Linked DNA regions of Homo sapiens: region 2 is linked to region 1. A link is a contact called in ENCODE Hi-C data. All regions are on one chromosome and are shown on one strand. Each heading gives the region's core, a stretch centred on a gene start or an enhancer-like site at or near the end of the contact. The rest is flanking DNA. Distances are from core to core; before and after follow the strand shown. Region 1 overlaps BTD (biotinidase). Region 2 holds the start of LINC00690 (long intergenic non-protein coding RNA 690).

Region 1 (5,397 bases), core at 1,540-4,039:
GAACAGGGTTCCTTGGCCCTATTACCCACCACATTGTTCTCCACTCTTTGCATCCTGAGCATCTCCATCTGCATTTTTCACTCCTGAGTACTGGCAGAGATGAGCACAAGGGTAATGGGACTTGATGTAGTGACATTGTATCCACCACATGCTTAGAGAGGTTACATCCACCACAAGCTTAGAGATTCTGTATCCACCACAGGCTTAGAGAGGTTGTATCCATCATACAGTTATGTTGCATCCACCATACATCTAGAGATGTTGTGTGCACTATACAATCAGCAATATTGTGTCCATCATACATTTAATAATCACAAAGCCATTACATGGCCCACATTTCTGAGCACATCTTCCCTGAAAATTTTGACACGTAGTTCTAGGACATCACATTTTCCATGCACTGGTTCTTTTTCTTCTGGATGTCAAGCCCTCAGGTCCACATTATCTAGAAGGTGTTCTTTAAGGTAGTCCAAGAAGGAAATGGGTAAGAAATTTCCCAAAGGCTTTTAAAAGCAATACCTTGCTGACACTCATTGAAACTCATTTCAGAGAATTTGACGATGGTTTTTGGAAGCCATAAGCATTCCAGAAGAACAGAGTAGCTAGAAGTGCCCCCACCATTCATGTGTCCCAGGACTGACTGACAGTGGAAAAGCTTTATGTGTGTGTATTTTCCTTGCTGCCTGGTCAAGGTCTCCAATCAATAGTTTAAGACTTTTTCACAGTTCATTTTCGACCACCGAAGATTTCCTTTAACTTTCCTGCAAACTCAAATATGCATTTAAAAATAATCTGTTTCATTTTTGCAGGATATGGTTGAAACATTTTTCAGATTATCTAGTCTACCATATTGCCCCCCACCTTTTTTTAAATCAGGAATTTTATTTAAGTAAAAACCAATAACAACCTGGTTCTTCAATGGTATTCCTGCCATAGCTAAGACAAGCACTGAGTCCTTTAACTGACCTGCATCAAATTGTTTAGGGGAGATTTTTCCTTCTAGTTTGAGTGTTTAATGCTTTCTTTGCTGCTTATTTTCATTAAATATGGTAGAAATACTTTGAAATCTGCCCAGATTCCATCAGCCCTATTGGAGAGGCACCTGAGAAATGAAGATGATGTTTCTGACTCATAACTTTCTTTGACATAAGGGAACAATAGGAGTCAGAATATAGGATATACATTCCTCTATCTTCTACTCAATTGGTTCTCCAAGTGTGACTCAGACCAGGAGCATCAGCATCACCTTGGAATTTGCCATAAAATGCAGATTCTCAGACCCTATTCCATACCTACTCAATCAAAACTTCCAGGCATGGGCTCCAGAGATCTGTGTGTTCAAGCCTTCAGGTGACTCTGATGGCGTGCTTACATTTGAGACCCTCTGCTCTGGTCTGATCACCCAGAATCTCCCTTGGGAGAGCTACCTTGAAATTTCTGCTTATTTCCCCTGCAGCGTATTGAAGACTCCACGGTGGTTGTTTTGTTTTGTTTTGAGATGGAATCTCACTCTGTCACCCAGGCTGGAGTGCAATGGTGCGATTTGGGCTCACTGCAACCTCCGCCGCCCGAGTTCAAGCGATTCTCCTGCCTCAGCCTCCCGGAGTAGCTGGGATTACAGACACGTGCCACCATGCCCGGCAAACTTTTTGTATTTTTAGTACAGACAGGGTTTCACCTCCGCAGTGGTCATTAAAGCTTGACCACTAAATTGCCCTGGTTCTTCAACATGCACTAGGCAGGCTGGACCAGAAGCCAGGAGACCTGGCTCCCAGTCTCATTATCATTACTAACCAGTCCTGGAGTTTTCCCTCACCATGAAGATGGAATTTTTACCATCTGCTTTCTCTGCTTTGTGTGGCAGGAAGATAAAAAAATAATAATAATGGATATTCAAACGGTTTATATTGCATGTAAAATGCAATGTGGCATTGATTGTAGATCCCTTAATTCAGACAGATTTCCCCACGCAGACGCTGTGTGTCACAGGGGGAATGGGCAGCGTCACTTTTTACATCCAGTCATATTGTATGAAATTGCAACAAATTCAAAAAGATGCCATCGTGGGAGTGTGGTGAGTAAAAAACAGCTTTCATGAAACTCAAATCTTGAAAGTCAGATGCTTTCTGGGTCTTGTTTAACTGTAAAAGAGATAGATGAAGTATTAGAAATGGAGAAGGAAAGGGGGGAAAAGCCATCCATTTACTGCTTAAGAATGGCTCTGCTATTGCGATACCTAAGGTCACATGCGTAGCCACTTGGGTTAATGATACTCAGTTTGTCCACGGAGTGGCAGTAGCAACTGTCTGAGAATCAGTCTCAGCCGGGGTTCCTTCTGTCTATAGAAAGTGAAAGACAGACTGTTATTCAAATTCCATGTGCAAAAAAGCCTTCTTACATTAAATACCTGGGCATTTCAGGAAGAAGTTTTATTTGACTTAAACTGTGAAGGCAGTTTCTCATTTGAGGAAAAGAAAGATATAACGTGTTTCAGTTGAAATGTCAAGATCCTTTGATTGCACATTTGGTTTCCTAGGATAAATTATTCTAGCCAATGGAGCAGAAACTGGCTAATCAAAGGCACAGTGCACAGTTACACTTCTGTATATCATTCTCTTTTTTTAAAATAATAGCTGGAATTTTTTTTGAAAGTGAAATTACAATTTACCACCTCAACTCAGAGGACATATTAGCTTGATAACTTATTCACAGTTGCTGGTGAGTTCAGGCTTAAATCATCAGCTGTCACTCACAAGTGTTTACCCTTGAACTTTCCGAATGAGACATCAAACGTCTTGGTAGTGGGTGGGTTTAAACAAAGCTGCCCACGCGAGAACCATTGTGGAGCTTCTTGTTCCAGGGGCCGGTCACGGACAAGCTCATGACCAGCACACTCAGATGTGACAATCAGATAACAAGAGGCAAGAGAAGACTTTCTGGGAAATAAAAGATCATTTTTGTGATTTCTTTAAATTCAGATCATATAAATTAGGTGAAGATAGACATTATTTCTCCTGTTTATGTAAAAGAATTTAGACAATGAAGTCACGAAATTCATGAGAATAATTTAAAGACTGTTGGAACTTCCCAATGTTTTTCTTGGCATTCAGTCACTACACATAGAAATGTATACTATGCCGGTTCCTAATGACTTAGCAGTTCCCTCAGGCTTTGTTCCACAGGATGTGACATCTCCTCTGCCAACTTTTCCTGCCTCCTTTCCTAATCATAGGATTGCTATTCTCCCTGACAAGTAAAGAATGACAAGATATTTTATTAAAAAGATGTTTTATTTATCTTTTAAAGATTTTTTAATGTATGTATCTGCCTCTGAAATTATTAAGAATGCCTTAATAATAATCCCTCTCATTTTATTTCAGAAGACACTATTGTAATAGCATGGCTAGGAAGGAAACACAGCTAATTATTAAGATGAATCATTTAGCAAGGTGGGGAAAAATCCCTTGTGTGTAAAAATATCTAGTGATTGACATATTACCAAATTTACATGAAATAGATTTCCATGTAATTGAGACTGATTTTTCCTATTAGATGGAAAGAACCTTCCTGATCAGGACTGGTGTTGGGGGAATGTTTTCCTTATGAAATCAGAAGCAGAGCTTCTGTAGGGCCGTCCAAGATCAGGATGCTTACTTCAAGATGCCACTCTGCATCTCTCCCCACCTGCCAAGTGTTTCCTGTCTCCCAGATGCTTTCTATTGGCTTATTGTAAGGACTTTGACTTCTGCGCTACGTGAACTGGGGAGTCACTGGAAGAGTTTCAGAGGTGCACCTTGGTAGACTCAGGCTTTCTCTGGATCTCACTGGCTGCTCTTATGAGTCCAGAATGGAAGAGGATGAGGACAAATGCAGGGGGATGTTAGGAGACCACTAAGCAGGTCCCTGTCATTTCTCTCTCTGTGATTCCTTTTGCTGCCACTTTCTCCTTGTCCCCTTGGCTCCAGCCCCCTGCTGTCCTTGCTGTTTCTTGCACCCGCCCGTGAGGCATGCTCCTGCCTCAGGCTCTCTGCCTGCCGTGCTCTCACCTCGCAGACCCACGTGATTTCCTCCCGAACCCCCTTCAGGCCTCGGTCCAAACATCACCCTCTCATCGAGGTCTTCCTTGACCACACTGCTTAAAATTGTCCCCCTCGCCTCACCTTACCACCTTCACTGCCTCATTTCTCCTTTGTGCTTAATCACCATCTCACACAGTTATCCAGAGCACGAGCCCCACGAGGAAGGGTCTGTCTTGTCCACTGTTGGACCCCTGACACCTAACCCCTGGGGCTGGCCCACAGTTGGGAATTGCATGGCTGTCTGAAGCCAGCACCTTCCTGGTTCTGCTGTTCCCTGGAAGTGGGGTTCAGTACACCCCACGAGCCAAGGCCCTCATCTCAGAGGGCGTGCACATGGTTGCCTCAATTGTGCTTTCACACTGGACCCTTCCTGCAGTTTACTCTCCTATGTCAGATGCCCTTCAATGAAAGCAAGTACATTGCCACCTTGTCACACCTCTAGTTACCATTTTCTTTATGGTCCAGGTCCTGACCAGCTCTAAAGATGGGTCAGCTGCTGTATTTCCAAGAACCCCATGACTTCCAGGGCCCCTTGTTCCCAGGAAGGCCCCGCACCCCAGTCGTCCCGTGCATAACCTCACGGGCCAGCACCTGGTAGCTGCTGGAAGGCTTCTGGGGGATGCCTGGGCCCCTCCAGCCCTACCTCTAGTCCTGCCACTTTACAACTGAGCACCTCCCGCTGCTGCCTGCTGAACCCTTCAGAGTCCTTGCCACAGGCCCTATTTACTTTTTCCTGAGAAGGTATGTGTGATGCCAAAGAGAGAAAAGCAGCATTTGCTAATTTGGGTAAAATGTTTCTTTGGGAAGGGCAAATTGATGTACAGTTGTCCCTCAGTATCTGTTGGGACTGGTTCCAGGACCCCGTGGATACCGAAACCCTCAGATGCTCAAGTCCCTTATATCAAATGGTGTAGAATTTACATGTAACCTAAACACTTCCTCCTGTACACTTTAAATCATCTCTAGATCCCTTACACTACCTAATACAAACTAAATGCTATATAAATAATTGTTATACTGTATTTTTTAAATTGCTATTATTTTTTATTGTTGTGCTATTATTTTTATTGGGCTCCCTCCTCCCCCTCCCACCCCAGTAATTTCAATCCAAGGTTGGTGGAATCCATGGATGCAGAAACAATGGATACTGAGGGCCGGCTGACTAGACCTATTTTTATTGTAATTACTCATTCTCTTCTACCTCATTAAGCTTGGTTCTTTCAAGCATGAATACCTGGTTGAATCTGCATAACCTCTTATTATCGACCTACCTTTGTTCACACACAAATGATTGCCACTTAGAGCTCTCCTACCGGGC
Region 2 (5,397 bases), core at 2,163-4,662, 910 kb after region 1:
AACAATAACTCCCTCATTCCCCTCTCTTCCTAGCCCCTGGAAACAACCATTTTACTTTTTGTCTCTGAATTTGACTACTCTACATACTTCATATAAATGGAATAATACAGTATTTGTCCTTTTGTGACTGGCTTATTTCACTTTGTATGCGCTCCAGGTTCATTCATGTTGCAGCATGTGTCAGAATTCCCTTCCTTTTTAAGGCTAAATAATATTCCAGTATGTATATATTACACTTCGTTTATCCATTCATCTGTCATTGGACACAGGGTTGCTTCCACCTTTCGGCTATTGTGAATAATGCTTCTATGAACATGGGTGTACAAGTATCTGTTGAAATCTCTGTTTTTAATTTTTGGGGTATATACTCAGAAGTGGAATTGCTGGATGATATGATAATTCTATTTCTATTTTTTTGAGGAACTTCCATACTGTTTTCCATAGTGAATGCACAATTTTACATTACCACCAGTAATGCACGAGTTTAAATTTTTACACATCTTCCCAACATATGTTTTTTTTTTCATACTAGCCATCCTAATGGATGTGAAGTGGTGTCTTAGTACATTTTTGTGTTATTAGAAAGAGATATCTGAGGCTGTGTTCCATGGTGAGCAGGTCTATGCAAACCTACCCCCAAAGGCCAAGGAAGATGAAAGACCAAAGAAAGAAGCTGACAAATCCAATTTCTTAGAAAAAAAATATTTAACAGAGATTTATGAACAGAAGCATGTTTTGGGCAGCCATAAGACAAGATGGTGGATCCCCGCACTGTTATCCCCCAGGCCCAGGGCTTATATACCATAAGGAATTTGCCTAAGGACAGGGTTTATGGTAAATATGTGAAAATAGATATCTTAGAGGTATTCCCAGAACTGGGGTTAATAAGAAGTCATGGCAGATTAGCATCCGAGATGGAGTTGCTTTAGCCTTCACAGACTGGGTAATTTATAAAGAAAAGAGGTTTATTGGTTCATGGTTATGAAGGCTGCACAAGAAATATGGTACCAGCATCTGCTTCTGGCGAGAGCTTCAGGCTGCTTCCATTTGTGGCAGAAGATGGAGACAGCCTGTGTGTACAGAGATCACACGGCCAGAGAGGAGGAAAGAGGGACCGGGGGAGGTGCCAGCCTTTTTTGAACAACAGCTCTCATGGGAACTAATAGAGTGAGAACTCACTCATCCCCGTGCCTAGGGAATTAATCTATTTATGAGGAATCTGCCCCCCCCGACCCAAACACCTCTCATTAAGCCCTACCACACACTGAGGGTTAAATTTCAACACAACATTTGGGGAGGTCAAATTTCAACATGAGATTTGGAGGGGTCAAATTTCAACATGAGATTTGGAGGGGTCACATTTCAACATGAGATTTGGAGGGGTCACATTTCAACATGAGATTTGGAGGGGTCAAATTTCAACATGAGATTTGGAGGGGTCACATTTCAACATGAGATTTGGAGGAGTGAAATTTCAACATGAGATTTGGAGGAGTGAAATTTCAGCATGAGATTTGGAAGGGTCAAACAAGCCCAACTATAGCAGGTGGTATCTCATTGTGGTGTTGATGTGCATTTCCCTAATGATTACTGATGTTGAGCACCTTCTTATGTGCCTTTTGGCCACTTGTGTGTCTTCTTTGGAGAAATGTCTACTCAAAGTCCTCTGCCTCTTTTTGCCTTTTGAGGTAAAATTTACATATGATAAAGTGCACAAATCTTAAGTGTGCCATAAGATGAGTTCTGACAAATGCATCTCAAACTCTGTCGAGGTACAGAACATTATCATCACCCCAGACAGTTCCTTCAGATTCCTTCTCAGTAATCCACTCCCTCCACCCTCCAGACACAACCACTATCCTGGTTCTTAAAAGTCTGTCATAGATTCGTTTTGCCTGTTATAGAACTTTATGTGGATTTATACAGTATGTGCTCTTTCGCGTCTGGCTTCTTTCACTCGGCATAATGGTTTTGAGATTCACCCATGTTCATTCCTTTTGATCGCTGAGCAGTATTCTTTTCCATGAATAGGCCAGAGTTTCTTTATTCTTTTGTTGATGGACTGGACTGTTTCCAGTTTGGGGATATAATGAATAAAGCTTTTTAAGAGCTTATGTTTTATTATAACAAAAGCAAAATGTCATGAGCTTGAAGCCTTGATAAAAATCTCCCACCAAGCCTAATATCCTTTTGGATAGAAAAATAAACAAATCAATAAGTTCTGCCCTTTGTAGAGGGCTTATAATGTGCCAGGCCGTCTGCTGAGCGTTTTCCTTCCATCAATCATTCCATTTAATCCTCACAGCCCCATCTGCTAGATGAGTAAATAAAGGTTTACAGCAGGAAACTGACTTGCCCAAACTCTAATAGCCTGTGTGTGGCAGACCCTATTTTGCCTTTTGGGAAGTGCTGTGAGCATCAGTAGTTATCCCAAGGCCAAGAAAAGATGAGTATGGTGTTTTGCTTTCTCAGTTATCACACTTTATTACAATACTGATGTCATTTTTATTTGCCCTCTGTGATGAGCATTAATTATATTACGGGAAAGGGGAGAAAGCCAAGTATTGCAACTTTAGAAGTAAAGACCACTCCCTTACTAAGAAATCTTTGGAGACAGCAAGGAATTTTAAAAAAGTAATGGTACATGGGCCCGGTGCGGTGGCTCACGCCTGTAATCCCAGCACTTTGGGAGGCTGAGGTGGGCGGATCACTAGTCCAGGAGTTCGAGACCAGCCTGGCCAATATGGTGAAACCCCGTCTCTACAAAAAACACACAAAAAATTAGCCGGGCGTGGTGGCGTGTGCCTGTAGTCCCAGCTACTCGGGAGGCTGAGGCAGGAGAATTGCTCGAACCCAGGAGACAGAAGTTGCAGTGAGCTGAGATCGTTCCACTGACTCCAGCTGGGGCAAGAGAGCAAGACTCCGTCTCAAAAAAAAAAAAAAAAAATTAATGCTACATGAAAAAATTTCTATTACAAAATATTAGAAAATAATAAGAGCACCAAAAGATAAGTGCCTGATCAGCTTGCTATCCATATGTAAATGTAGATATGACCAAATTGGAAAGTTTTGGCAGAAAACTTGCAGAGGAAGGAAAGAAAGATTTATGACTAGTGTTTATCTACTGTCCGCGAAGTGCCAGGAAAGCCCCCTGCTGGGTAACTTACATATGTTTAACTCATTCCAGCTTCCCTGCAGCCTCAGCAGCCCTTCTCCCCTTGTTTTTTAGGAATGGAACTCCTGGCTTTTAGCTAAACTTGTGGTCTCCCAGAAAAAACATTTCTCGCAGCTTCCCTGATGGCTAGATTTGGCACGTGACTGAATTTGACCAATGGGATGTCAACTGAAGGGTCGCGTACAACTTCCAGGAAGGGCGTGACCTTAAAGGGGCTTGTGCCTTTCTTTGCCCCTTCCGCCTTCCGGATGGATGAAAGCAGAAGCAGTGGCTGGAGCTAGAGCAGCTATTTAGGACTATGAGATGGAAGAAATGTGGTGACAATAGCAGAACAAAAATATAGAAATCTTGGGTACTTGATGACCACGGAGCCGCCATACAAACTCTGGACTATAATTTCCAGAGACTGTTTATGTGAGAGAGAAATATACTTCTCCTGTTAGGCTACTGTTAACTCTGTGTTTTCTGTCAGTTCTGATATAGGAGGCATTGTCATCCCATTTTACAGACGAAGAGACGGAGTCTCAAGTTTCCATAGCTGGTGTGCACTTTAGTTCCTCAAGGACAATAATGCCCCACCCTTGAGGTTGGTTGATTCACTCAACTCCCAAAGTTGATAATGTTGAGGTGCCAAAAAAAGTGTCCCCTTCAGGTTTCACTCACTGGAGCTATGTCATGTGCCCACAGATACGGAAACATGCCACTAAAAGTTAGCCCTGGAGGGCCTTTAAGTCAGCTTTCAAAGAACAACAGATCTGGTTTTGTGACTCTGGGAAAATTACCATCCAAGCCTCAGTTTCTTCTTCTCTAAAATGGGAAGGATAGTAAAAGTACCTGCGACAGAGTTGTTGGGAGGACCGAGCAAGAGGCTGCACAGTGCCTGGCCCTGACCAAATGAACAAGTGGGAGTTTTTATTATTAGTCCCTGGGCTGGGCTGGAATCAGACCCCCTGGTTATTTCTTTTTCCATATCTTCCTTTCTGCCATTTTGGAGCTTCCCCCCTCCAGCCTCCGTCCCCAGACAAGATTAAACAAATGTCTCTTTTCTCCTTGCAGACTGTGCTCCCCAGGGCGCCCTCAGCTCTGTCCACACAAGTCCCTCCTATGATCAGCTGCACCCTAGGCTCAGCTGGAAAACAAAACATGCACTGCATGGTTGCCACATCCTAGCCATGGGCCTCAGTTTTCAAGCTCCAGGCAGTTTTAGCAAGAAAACTGATGTTCCTAAAATCAGGACTGCATTTCTTACATTTCCACTGCTGATTCTCAAAAAATGTTGGCACAAACAAACCCAAACCACGAGGCAGCAAAATTAGTCTTCAAAGCCCTCCTGTAAGTTAAACGCCCTCTCAAAGGTACCTGCAGAATCCACATTCAGGTCCCTGTGGGGCCGTCCTCTGTGGGTCTGCTTTGAGCTTTGAGCAGAGGAGGTTCCAGCACAACGCATCTGTCTGGGTGTGATTCTCCAGCCTCTGTTGTCTGTCAAATGAATCCTTCCTATATGATAATGAATACTGCACAGATTAATGCAGTGGATCCCCACCCATAGACCAGGAGGCTCTTTTGGGGAGACAGAGAGGTTTTGCGAGATGATCTTCAAACCCATCGATAAGCTTATTGTCCATGGACCAATCTCTTCTGTGTCTCCCACAGGGTTCTACCACTATATTTCAAATGTATATATTTTATATATATATATATATATATATATATATAGTCATTGTGATGAATAAATATAAATATCTATTTATATTATATATTTATATTATATATATTTATATTATATATTTATATATATATTTATATTATATATATTTTTATATATTTATATTATATATATTTTTATATATTTATATTATATATATTTTTATATATTTATATTATATATATTTTATATATTTATATTATATATTTTTATATATTTATATTATATATATTTTTATATATTTATATTATATATATTTTTATATATTTATATTATATATATTTTTATATATTTATATTATATATATTTATATATATATTTATATTATATATATTTATATATATTTATATTATATATATTTATATATATTTATATTATATGTATTTATATTATATATATTTATGTATATTTATATTATATATATTTATATAATATATATATTTATATTATATATTTATATTCATATATTTTTATTATATATTTATATTAAAATATATATTAAAAATAAATATATATA

What was found. A loop is a pair of places that touch in the nucleus more often than their neighbours do. Pooled maps may share reads with other maps.
Region 2: a pooled map of heart right ventricle shows a loop between it and region 1 (2.4-fold over the local background). The contact joins the promoter of LINC00690 here to the enhancer-like site in region 1. A Hi-C loop is called at or near these places in 2 of 168 maps with a recorded cell type or tissue (CD4-positive, alpha-beta T cell and K562) and 2 of 50 pooled maps.

Annotation. Positions count from the first base shown.
Region 1 is chr3:15,628,047-15,633,443 of GRCh38, forward strand. The region is part of intron 1 of BTD (biotinidase); the gene reads left to right. Among named protein-coding and RNA genes, the nearest start is that of BTD, 29 kb to the left of the region's middle. Within about 2 kb of position 2,790, at least 12 of the 41 ENCODE cell types and tissues checked have a DNase peak (open chromatin) inside an H3K27ac peak, as active enhancers do.
Region 2 is chr3:16,532,906-16,538,302 of GRCh38, forward strand. It overlaps LINC00690 (long intergenic non-protein coding RNA 690), which reads left to right and starts at 3,413. Exons shown (of 3, transcript NR_103843.1): 1 at 3,413-3,589. RefSeq lists a silencer at 2,758-2,953.